Linked DNA regions of Homo sapiens: regions 2 and 3 are each linked to region 1. The links are chromatin contacts, found by Hi-C or POLR2A ChIA-PET in ENCODE. All regions are on one chromosome and are shown on one strand. The core of a region is the stretch at or near the end of the contact, and the rest is flanking DNA. Distances in the headings are between cores, read along the strand shown. Region 1 has its middle 12 kb from the start of LINC01656. Region 2 holds the start of SAMM50 (SAMM50 sorting and assembly machinery component). Region 3 holds the start of PARVB (parvin beta).

Region 1 (4,482 bases), core at 1,123-3,622:
CTCTCACTCCAGGTGCACACTCCTTTGAAATCAGGGGTGACCCTATGACCTGCTCTGTCTGCAGAAGTGATGAGTCACCTCCAGGGAGAAGCATTAAGGACCACTCTGCCTACCCCTTTCCACTGTAACGGACAGGGTGGCCCCGCACTCCCGACTTGCTGCTCCGGGATGTTGGTGCTCCAGTCAGCTGGGGCAGCTGAGCCATCCCTGGGAGACTGTGGCTCTGGGGAATCACCTGCACCTGTCGTGGACTTTGCTTGGGCAGAAACACATGTTTGACTGAAGCCACTGGGACTTTGACAGTTTGTTCCTGCAGCATCGTTGAAATCAACCTGATCGATGCAAATATATTGTCAAGTTGAAATGCAGGTTTCAAAATGGCATTGATTCATCCATCAGTTATTCATTGGGCCCCCACCTTCCCACCCCATGTCTGCAATTTCCAATTCCAGATTTAGGGGAGGGGGCGTTTAGAGTCCAAATCCCTCCCCCAACACACACGTAGGAAAACGAATGTGGGGATAACAGGGCCGCACTGTGGCGATGGCGGTGAGGCAGGGAATGGCAGTCCTGGTATGCAGTAGGGCCTCGCTCAATCTCAGCTCCTTTCTGAACTTTTCCTGCCCACACACCTGTCCTCGGGCCTCATCCAGGTGTCAGGGACAAAAAGCATTTTAATAGGGCAGGTATTATCATGTGGGCCCAGGACAATTCCTCTATATTAAAATCACAACCCAAACCTCTGTGAAGGAGACTCAGGCTATGTCAGGGCAAGTGGCCATGCCTGGGGACCACAGCATCACTGCACTGCAAGCTCCGGATTCCCACAGCCTGTGAGCTCCCCATGTGACCACCACAGCACAGGCTCGGCTAATTGGGTCCATGTGATGGGAAAGATCCCATGTGACCACCAGAGCACAGTTGGTCTATGTGATGGGAAAGATTTTGCCTTCCGGTTGCGTCCAGTTTGCTTTCTGCACATTTATCAGCTCCGAGCTCGCTCCCTAGAGCCACCTTTAATTGGGTTGAGAAGGTAACATGCGGAGCCGGCTGCATGTTGGCAAAAGCGCTTCTGCTGGCCTTGGATGGGAGGCTGGGGAGTCTAGACTGTCCCTTCATGGGGGCACGTGTGTTGCTGTACCATGATACTCGGGTGTGTGGATGCCCTTCAGGGTCCCCTCGATTCCGGGACCTGAGGGTTTGTGTGTCCAACTCCTTACTGAGGAGCCACAGCTCAGGGAGGGCAGGGGAAGGCAGAGGGTGCTGCCCATCCACGACAGCAATGGGGCTGCCCCTTAGAACCTTGCTGAAGTGGCCTGAGCCCTGTCACCCTTGCTATGGGACATCCAGTGTCCTCCCCATCCCAGGCACACGGACCACAAATAACTTCCCTTTTCTTTTAAGCTAGGGTTGCATTTCTGTTGCTTGCAACCTCAAAAGTCTATGCTGGCCGATTTGCAATGACTCAAAACTTGACTGCCTTCTTGCTACCATGGTACAGGGACAAGGGCCCAAGTAACTCTGGGAGCTGTTGGCAGCTATAAGGAAACCCCACTGGGGAAAAGCCCCTGCTTGGTGAAGGATTGATATGAGAGAATTACAGAGGAACATCTGGAGCACCAATGCCATTGAGAACCTCTAAACCAAACCACACCAGGAGCCTCTCTCCTGCTGGACATCTCGGTCCTGTGAGCTAATTTCTCTTTATTATTCTTTCCCTGTACTATGATAACTTCCATCCAGATTTGATGGAAGGACTGTAAATATTCCTGGAATGAGATCTTGAACTGGGAGATGAAGGCAGTCCCTGGAAGGCTGGAAGAGATTTTGGTTGTCTTCTTTGTGTTTATATGGATGTAGGCAACTTTGAATGTTCATGGGAAGAGGAAGGATCTGTATGAACCTTGGGTAGCCAAGGGCTGTGAGGACTATAATAAATAATCGTCACCTCCTAGCATTATTCTCCCTTCCCACCGTCCCCTATGTCCGTTTCGATGTCCAAGTAAACTGGCTCTACTCTCAGTCCCAGGGCTGGAGCATGTGATCTGATCTGAACCAGTCAGTGTATTCCATCCCCTGGCCTAGTAATTGGTTCCAATTTGGGGGTGGACTGAGATTGGTCCGATAAGAGTAATACCAGCCTCTGAGGAATGACTTGGACCTGTAGTGATATTTGCATGAGACAACGAAACTCTGTCTCTCTCAAAGGATGTTAATGAGGAGGCATGCAGGCCTGGGAGCCACTGGCAGACCTCTTTGGACTCTAAAGGGAGCCAGCTTTAGGATGAATCTGATGTCATAGAAAGGAAAGTAGAGGGAAAGCAAAAAACAAAAGTAGATATTCTGTTACATCATTGAACGGCTGAGTCACACTTCACCTGAGCCTTTCGGTTTAGCAAACGAATGTCATCTTGACATTTACTTTAAAAGCCCATTTGGGTTCTTGTGGTTTCCTGTTCTTTGCAACTGAAAACATCCTGAGCAGGTGGCTACCATTATTATCCAGATTTTGAAGATAAGAAACTGTGGCACAAGAATATTAAGTGATAGGCCCAGGGCTACCGGGCTGGTAAACAGAGGTGGTAAACCCAGAACATGCAATGGTAGCCTCAACATATAACGATTGGCCACTTGCCATTTTCTTCTGCCTTTAGGAGGTTGGTCCTCTGCACTTCTGGTCTCCACTTGACACCCAGGAGGAGGTACCATCACACCCCAGGACCTGCTGTGCTGGCGTTGTGTTTCTGCCGGAGTCACCTCTGTGAGTCGCGGGAGAGCCAGTCACCTTCGTATGTGTGCACACGCATGCACGGTCACAGAGGAACGTGCCTCCAGGGGTTTACCGTGCATGAATACCCGGACTATTTGGATGCTTTTCTTCAGGTTCTGTAGTTCTCATGGTCATGAAGCCCTCCACTAATAGCAGTTCATTTTCTTGACTTATCTTTACAAAAATAGGGTCATAGGATTTTCCCACTTTACAGGGTGAGCAAACAGAGGCTCAGATGAGAAACCTGACTTACCACTGGTGGCAGAGTGGGAAGTCAAATCAAGACATCAGTCCAGCATTTTTGACTCATCCACTCGATCATTGGTTTTTAATCTTAAGACGACCATGACCCACACTCAGGGCAGAGAGTGAAATGGAGGGAGAGAATGAAAGCTTAAATTTAGGTTTAGAAATAAGCAGTCCAGGCACAGTGGCTCATGCCTGTAATCCCAGCACTTTGGGAGACCAAGATGGGCAGATCACCTGAAGTCAGGAGTTCGAGACCAGCCTGACCAACATGGTGAAACCCCGTCTCTACTAAAAATACAAAAAAATTAGCCAGGCGTGGTGGCAGGTGCCTGTAATCCCAGCTACTCAGGAGGCTGAGGCAGGAGTATCACTTGAACCAGGGAGGCAGAGGCTGCAGTGAGCCGAGATCGCACCATTGCACTCCAGACTGGGCAACAGAGTGAGACTCTGCCTCAAAAAAATAAAATAATAAAATAAAATAAAATAATCAGCTCTCAGTCCAGGAAAAAACCCTGGCTGGAGAGGGCCTAGATGTTCTGCACCTAGAATGATGGAGCCCTAGACAGGGCTGAAACATCTGTTGCTTCCTGATGCTGTTCAACCTGCTCCTGAAGATTCAGATGAGCCTCTTTCCAGAGGCTCAGAGGGTACATACGAACAGTTTATTCCTGGGACACTGAGTTTCGAGATGCCTTCCTGTTCAAAAAGAAGGCTGGGAGTAAAGCCTGGTAGGGGAGGTGCAGATGTTGGTCGGGACCCTTCAGATAGTTGTAGAGGGGGATGCAAGCTGGAGGGGAGGTGGTGGAGGCCTCAGGGACCCGGGGAGAAGGCCTGGATGGGCAGAGACTCTGGGAAGGGCCTGGAAGCCTGTCCGCAGATGTTCCTAGAAAAGCCCCATCATCTAGTTCTCCTAGACCCCAAGCAACTTTATAGAGCACATTTTAAAAGATATCATCTTGGGCAAAAGCTCCTTTTGTTCACTAGATCTTATTGAAAGCATCCCCAAATTTTAAATTCTTCACTTTGAATGGAAATCATATAGAAATATTATCACTATGTGCACTGAGATTTGGATGACCCTAAATCATCATTTTGAAGAAAAATGCTGAAAAGGCAATTATGTTTGAGCTAAAATAACAAAATGCATTAAACGTAAGCAGAATGAGTAAAATATCCTTACCCTTTCAAAAGAGAGAGACAGAAGAAAGGGCTCTGGCCCAGCACTTAACAAATCTTGGTTCTGTTTTTTTGTCACTCATTCATTCAACTCTTCATTCCTTTTTTTTTTTTTTTTTTTTTTTTTTTGAGACAGAGTCTCGCTCTGTCGCCCAGGGTGGAGTGAAGTGCCACAATCTCGGCTCACTGCAACCCCTGCCTCCTGCGTTCAAGTGATTCTCCTGCCTCAGCCTCCTGAGTAGCTGGGATTACAGGCGCCCGCCACCACGCCTGGCTAGTTTTTGTAT
Region 2 (4,482 bases), core at 810-3,309, 500 kb before region 1:
GGTTAGAGAAATATGGTTCTTAAAGGTTCTCATCCAGAGTGGCACATCTCTCTTCTGCTCACAATGTGTTGACCAAAGCAAGTCACATGGATGGGAGCAGGGAGATGCAATCCTCTCTTGTGCCCAAAAGAGGAGCACAAGAAATACTGTTGAATAGCATTGCCAGAGGCCACAGAAAAATCTCCAAAACCAAAAATCTCTATGACCCAATAAATTCAAGAAATACTGGGTTAAAGAGAAGGAAACCAGTATATGCACTGTGAGACTTCTCAGTCTTTATTATATACATTGTAACCATCACAGACAGCCTTTAATATATACATCTTAACTATCACAGACAGCCTTCAGTATATTATATACATTATAACCATCACAGACAGCCTTCAATATATTATATACATTATAACCATCACAGACAGCCTTTAATATATACATTATAACTATCACAGCCTTTAATATATTATGTACATTGTAACTATCACAGCCTTTAATATATTATATACATTGTAACTACCACCGCCTTTAATATAGTATACCCATTGTAACTATCACAGCCTTTAATATACACATTGTTAACTACCACAGACAGCCTTTAATATATTATATACATTGTAACTATCACAGATAGCCTTTAATATATACATTGTAACTATCGCAGACAGCCCTTTGTTTGAGGGTAAAGCATGTGACTTTGTTTTCCTCCTGTTCCCTCTGCCATCCTCCAGGGCCTCACACACAATAGGCTCTCAAATATTGCAACCATCTTGCACTCTGCAGGGCAACCTCATGGCTTATCCTTTACAAGTGGCATACTCAGAAGAATAACGAGGAAGAAAGTGTAAGAAAAGAGGGCTGTTTGGGCAAAGAAAATCTGGTTGATTCGATGTTTACAGAGTGCCAGGCCCCATGCTTGATCTCATGAGGTCCTCAGACCTTATGCCTTAGGCTATCATTTCCATTTTACAGATAAGGAATTGAGGCTCAGGGAACTGAGAGTGAGGGAAGGGCAGGGGCCTGGCTGGTGCTGGGTTCTGTCTCTTTCCAGGCAAGAAGGGACATGTGGACTTGAATATTTAGCTCAGGGATGTTGGAGGCCTAGGGTGCTGCTATTTAAATGGAAAGGGTGTCAGGGTTTCTGGGAGGGAGTAAGGGGACAGAAGAAAAGATGCTTCTGTTATCAGAAGGGAGTGGCAACGTGACAGGATACTGAAGCTTCCTCTTTTCTTATTCTGTCTCGTTTCTTTCAATATACTTATCACAATGTGTGGCTGATATTTATTATGCCTTTTTCTTTTCTATTCTCTTTTCTTTTTTGGGGCAGGGGAGCTGTTTTGCCACCAAAACCTAAGCCCATGGCCGTCTTCTTCACCGATATGACTGGTTCTCATGCAAGCACCTAGATGGCCCTCGCCCATAATTACTGGCTGCAGTTGAGTGAATAGCGGTCATTATCTAGCGCCCACCGTGTGCCCGGCCCGGTGCCGGGAGCTTTGCTTTCCGTCTCTCACATTAGGCCCTTTTAATCCAACCCCCAAGAAGGAGACACGACCATCGTCTTCATTTTGACGATTTTGAGTGGGGGTTCCAATGACTTGAACGAAAGGAGCCAGGGCACCAATCCGGGTTTGTGTAGCAGATGCCGGTGAGACCCGACTACTGCAGCTCGGGGGTGGCCGGACCCGGGGTCTCCCCGCTGAGTCTCGGGGCTTCACCGGCGCGTGGGCACAAGCACAGCACCCTCGGGTCGGGGGTGCTAGGAGGGCTAAGAGCAGCAGGACTTGAGTGACACCCAACAGCTGGTCTGATCTCTTTCAGGCGCCAACGCCAGACGCCAGCCTCCCAGCGGACCCTCTCGCAGACCCACCTTCACCCCACGCGCCCTCCCCACACAGTCCACGCGCCAGCAGCTTCGCGGATGTCAGTGAACGCTCTTCGCTTGCGCAGTCAGAACGTCCTCCGCGGCCGTGTGAACATCCGGGTCACAGGCGCATAAGGACCAATGAGCGAAGGCATCGCGAGCCAGGGGGCGCGGAGAAGGCGGGGAATCATGGCCGCCCCCAGTGTTCCGCGTCCGGGGGTTTGTGGGAGTTGCCTTGACCTGCAGCTCCGCCACCGCGGACCCGCCTTCTGCCCTCAGCAGCAGACGCTCTGTCCCGCCCGGGCAGCTCTGCGAGGCAGCGGCTGGAGAGGGAACCATGGGGACTGTGCACGCCCGGGTAAGAGGCCCAGCGACCCGCGGGCTGCGAGGCCTCTGGGCCAGCAGGGCAGACGGGCGCCGCGGGGAGACGCTCTCGTGGCTGCGCCCAGGGTTCACCGGGAGAGAGGGTGCCAAGGGTGCCGGGCTGGGTGGAGGAGGCCGAAAAGAGGTCGCCTCGGGCCAGCGAGTCTTGCAGACCTTCGAGCAGGAACCTGATAGGAGGGACGAGACTTGGCTAAAGGTCACTCGGCGAGTCCGTGGCCCAAAGGACTTGCCAACTTTCTGTGATGTCTTAGACCGCAGTGAATGTGCTCTTTCTTTGCATGATTTTAAGTTTTCTCTCTTTACTGGTCACTTCCAGCCTTTCCCCGCTCAGCCGCTGCTGGAGCCATTGTAGGCTCCTAGAGCAACAAGAATCCTTTGAAGTCTTCTAACTCAAACCTATCTAGGGGTCCTCTTTTCTCCTGTCTACCGTGCAAAAGACGGAACCGCTCTCTGCCTTACTTCCTGTTTTAAAGTGGAGGTAGTAATAGTACCTACCTCGCCTGGCTTAAAAGAGAATTAAAAGACAATGCATGTGAATACTTGGGTGCCTGGCGCCTGACTAACTGTACTGGTTGCCAAACTCCTCTCGTTTATCCTAATCTTAAATAAGGGCCAGATAATGAGTTACTTCTCCAAGGTCACATAGTTACTGGTTCCAAATGGCCTAAAACCTCAGATTTCCTGAGTCTCAGCCCCAACACTACTTTTCTACTGCAACTTTGATTGCTTCACTTGACCTGCATAGACGTTTTCAGTAGTTCCCCATTAACTTCCAAAAAAATTTAGCACAGAAGTCGCAGCCTGACATCGATAATTGGACTTAACTTCCCTTTATATGTCTTTCATTCAGATCAAACACCGTTTCTCTTCTGACATCTCTTTGTGTAACTGTAATAGGTCTGTTGCTCAGTGTGCTCGATAAGTCAATACACTCAGACAGTGGGTTGCAGCAGAGAAAGAGTTTCAGTTGCAGGGCCGCTGAACGAGGAGATGGGAAAAGAGAGGAAACCTCAAATCCATCTCCTTCAGGAGTTTGGACCTCATGTTTTTGCTGAAGTGTGGAGATCCTTGATTGGTGGAAGAGTGAAGGGTGAAGTTATGGGACAGGGAGATGAGGAAACTTCTCATGCTGATTCCGTTCCTCTGTTGCGGGGAGGAGTCTTCAAACTGGTTGGCAGCATCAGTTTTGCTGGAATTCGAGATCTGAAAAACATCTAAAGCAACTCTTAAGCAAAAGCCTTATGATTCTAATTTTAGAAATCCTATCTGTAAAATCAATGGGGATGCAAATAGTATCTGTGACTTTTGGTTACTAGCAAGTAGGTCAGAGTGCAACCTGAGCTCTTCCTGCCATCTTGGCTCCTGTGGCGGCCTGCCGGGAGCAGGACTTCTGAAAGGAAATATGTCTGGAAGGCTGTGGTCCAAGGCCATTTTTGCTGGCTATAAGTGGAGTCTCCGGAACCAAAGGGAGCACACAGCTCTTCTTAAAATTGAAGGTGTTTATGCCCGAGATGAAACAGAATTCTATTTGGGCTCATGTATACAAAGCAAAGAACAACATAGTGACTCCTGGCGGCAAATCAAACAAAGCCAGAGTAATCTGGGGAAAGGTAACTCGGGCCCACAGAAACAATGGCATGATTCGTGCCAAATTCTGAAGCAATCTTCCTGCTAAGGCTGTTGGACACAGAATCCGAGTAATGCTGTACCCCTCAAGGATTTAAACTAATGAAAAGTCAATAAATCAATGTGGATTTGTGCTCTTGAAAAAAAAAAGGCAACTTGATTAATGGTTAATTGTAACTACATTTCTTTTGAGATGGAGTCTCACTGTGTTGCCCAGGCTGGAGTGCAATGGTGCAATCTCCACTCACTGCAACCTCCGCCTCCCAGGTTCAAGCGATTCTCCTGCCTCAGCCTCCCATGTAGCTGGGATTATAGGCGCACGCCACCACACCCAGCCAATTTTTGTATTTTTAGTAGAGACGGGGGTTTCATCATGTTGGCCAGGCTGGTCTTGAACTCCTGACCTCAAGTGATCATCCCGCCTCGGCCTCCCAAAGTGCTGAGATTACAGGTGTGAGCCACTGCGCCCAGCCAATTATAACTACATTTCTGTCCAGATGTCCAGAATAATTTTTTTTGTTGTTGTTGAGACAGAGTCTTGCTCTGTGCCCAGGCTGGAGTGCAGTGGCACGGTCTTGGCTCACTGCAAGCTCCACCTCCCAGATTCACACCAT
Region 3 (2,500 bases), core at 1-2,500, 430 kb before region 1:
CTCCTACTTCTTCAAGGCTGGGGCTTCTGGCTGTGAGCATCTCAGAAATCTGTTTGCTTTTCTCCTAAGTCACCGTCCGCCTGCCTGTGCCTTCTCTGTCTCCAGCACCTGCTGAGCAGCCATCAGCCAGAGGCAACATCTGTGACATCACAGCTCAAAGCCCTGCCTGGGTATCTAGGCTGGGCATGGTGGCTCACACCTATAATCCCAGCACTTTGGGAGGCCGAGGCAGGCGGATCACCTGAGGTCAGGGGTTCGAGACCAGCCTGGCCAACATGGCAAAACCGCATCTCTACTAAAAATACAAAAATTACCCGGTCGTGGTGGCGTGCACCTGTAATCCCAGCTACTCAGGAGGCTGAGACAGGAGAATCGCTTTAACTCAGGAGGTGGAGGTTGCAGTGAGCCGAGATTGTGCCACTGCACTCCAGCCTGGGCAACAAAGCAAGACTACGTCTAAAAAAATAAAATAAAATAAAACAAAACAAAATAAAATAAAATAAAATAAAATAAAATAAAATAAAATAAAATAAAATAAAATAAAATAAAATAAAAATAGCCCTGTCTGGCAGTCCTCGGGATGAAGCCGTTTCCTCTGCTTCCAACACATGCGAGGCCTGTCTCCCCTCCTCTCCCCTCCCTGGCACCCCACACTGTCCCCAGGGCCTGCTCTTCTGCTCACCTCATGGTACCGGCCTGCAAGCCATTTCCTGGGGCCTCCCCGTCGCCTCTTCCAGAAACAACTCCTGGAACTCCCCTTGGAGGTCAGGCCAATGACCTGTGCCCCGCATTGCCCTCCATCCTCTAAGCTTCCCGTGGGTAGGGACAATTCCCAGTTCTGAAGGGCTCCCCCTGCCCCGGGCCTGGCTCTTGGCAGAAGCTTAACAACAGACCGGCCACGTTCGTGTGACCTGATTCTCTCCGGCTTTCAGGACGTCCTGAGGCTGCACCCACGTGGCAATGGTGTCTGTCGCGCTGTCGCCTGGATCCGGCACCACTAGCGGAGCCGAGCAGAGCCCAGGGCTCCAACGCGTAGGGAAAAGGCTGCGCCGCTCCCGGGGTGGCCCCACGCCCCTTCTCTGAGCTTGAGCGGCGGCGCGGGACGGGGACGGCTCTGGCCGGGACCAGCAGGCCTCGGGCATCCGGGACGCCGGGGCCGCGCTCCAGGCCAGGGGCGGGGGCGGGACCGGGGCGGGGGCCGGCGGCGGGGCCGCGCCCTCGGCCTCTCCCCGGGGCGACCGGGCGGCTCCACACGCGCTGCGCCCGCCGCCGGCCCCACGCGCGGCCCATGTCCTCCGCGCCGCGCTCGCCCACCCCGCGGCCCCGCAGGATGAAGAAGGACGAGTCGTTCCTGGGCAAGCTGGGCGGCACCCTGGCCAGGAAGCGGAGGGCGCGCGAGGGTGAGTGCGCGCCCGCGCCCGCCGACCCCCGGGGACCTGCCCGGCGGTGCCCGCCCTCGGCCCTAGAGCCCCACGAGGCCGCCCCCGCCCTCCCCCACGCACCCCGCCCGGCCCACGCGGCTGCGCGACCTTCGGGACAGGCCAGGCCTTTGACCCAGGACCCGTAAACAACGGCCGGGACCTGGCGCGTGGGGCCGCGGTGGCCTCCGGAGTCTGCCAAACGCGCGTGCGGGCGCCTGCGCGGCGGGGACCTCGGGCCACCGTGCGGGGCCCGCGCCTGCTCTGCCTGCCGGGTGTTCAGCTCTTCCCTGGGCCAGCGGCATAGCCAGCCGCGCGGGGTGACCGTTCATTCCATGAGCAGTGACGCTCACGTGTGCAGGGCACTCTGGGCAGACACGGCCTGGGGGACCCACTACTGGGTGTTGCGCGGGCGCCCTGCAGGGTGCGGGGCTCAGGGCGTGCAGGGCTGAGGCCTGGGAGGCCTGCGAGCAAGAATTGCAGAGATCCCATTAAAAATTTTTTTTTTTAAATTTTTTACTGCGTGTGCTCACGAAACACTACCAACCTCGTACGTTTTAAAGATTGTTAGAGTTGCAAGGGATAGTCTGGTGTCTTTAAGTGTACCGCTTGCCCAGGGCCTCCTGGGAGATACATTCTGGAATTTTCTGCTTGGGTGGGGAGGTTCTGCCCCGGGACCATGCCCTATAGTGAGATTTCGGATTGGTGAGAGGTGAGGGGAGCTGCTGTGGAAAGGCAGATGGAGAAAGGCCGGCCTCAGGTGGGTCCCCGGGAAGGAGCCCTCCCATAGCGGGTATGCAGTACGGTTTCCTTAAACCACCTGGGCCTGACATATCCCCTGGGAACTCTTCCTGTGCCTCCAGGGATTAGTGTACCCCGGGATGCAGGTCCCCCATTCATTTCTTCCCTGGGACTCTTGTATTCCTAGGGATGTGTGTGCCCCGGGAAGACATATGACAGATTTGCCTCTAGGCATGTGTGTGCCCCCATGCACCTGCTCCCCAGGATTTTTGTACAGTGCAGGGAACGCTTGGTTCCCCAGACATTTTCTCCCAGGGATGCCTGTGCCCCCAGGGATGCGT

The links. Hi-C counts contacts between places; a loop is a spot of excess contacts on that map. ChIA-PET counts read pairs that join two places held with the same protein, here RNA polymerase II (POLR2A). Pooled maps may share reads with other maps.
Region 2: a loop to region 1 is called in a pooled map, with 5 times the contacts of the local background. The contact joins the promoter of SAMM50 here to the enhancer-like site in region 1. A Hi-C loop is called at or near these places in 4 of 50 pooled maps.
Region 3: a pooled map shows a loop between it and region 1 (4-fold over the local background). The contact joins the promoter of PARVB here to the enhancer-like site in region 1. A Hi-C loop is called at or near these places in 4 of 50 pooled maps. POLR2A ChIA-PET finds 5 or more read pairs at or near these places in 2 of 52 experiments (A549 and activated CD4-positive, alpha-beta T cell).

The regions. Positions count from the first base shown.
Region 1 is chr22:44,453,084-44,457,565 of GRCh38, forward strand. No RefSeq gene overlaps it. Among named protein-coding and RNA genes, the nearest start is that of LINC01656, 12 kb to the left of the region's middle. RefSeq lists an enhancer at 2,504-2,653. Within about 2 kb of position 2,373, at least 4 of the 41 ENCODE cell types and tissues checked have a DNase peak (open chromatin) inside an H3K27ac peak, as active enhancers do.
Region 2 is chr22:43,953,383-43,957,864 of GRCh38, forward strand. SAMM50 (SAMM50 sorting and assembly machinery component) reads left to right here and starts at 2,060. Exons shown (of 15, transcript NM_015380.5): 1 at 2,060-2,216. The coding sequence starts at 2,196. It also overlaps the pseudogene RPL35AP36. RefSeq lists enhancers at 1,285-2,037, 1,705-1,754, 1,835-1,914, 2,038-2,789, 2,595-2,804 and a silencer at 1,878-2,152.
Region 3 is chr22:44,023,052-44,025,551 of GRCh38, forward strand. PARVB (parvin beta) reads left to right here and starts at 1,251. Exons shown (of 13, transcript NM_013327.5): 1 at 1,251-1,400. The coding sequence starts at 1,289. RefSeq lists silencers at 1,119-1,228, 1,259-1,378, 1,449-1,498, 1,549-1,758.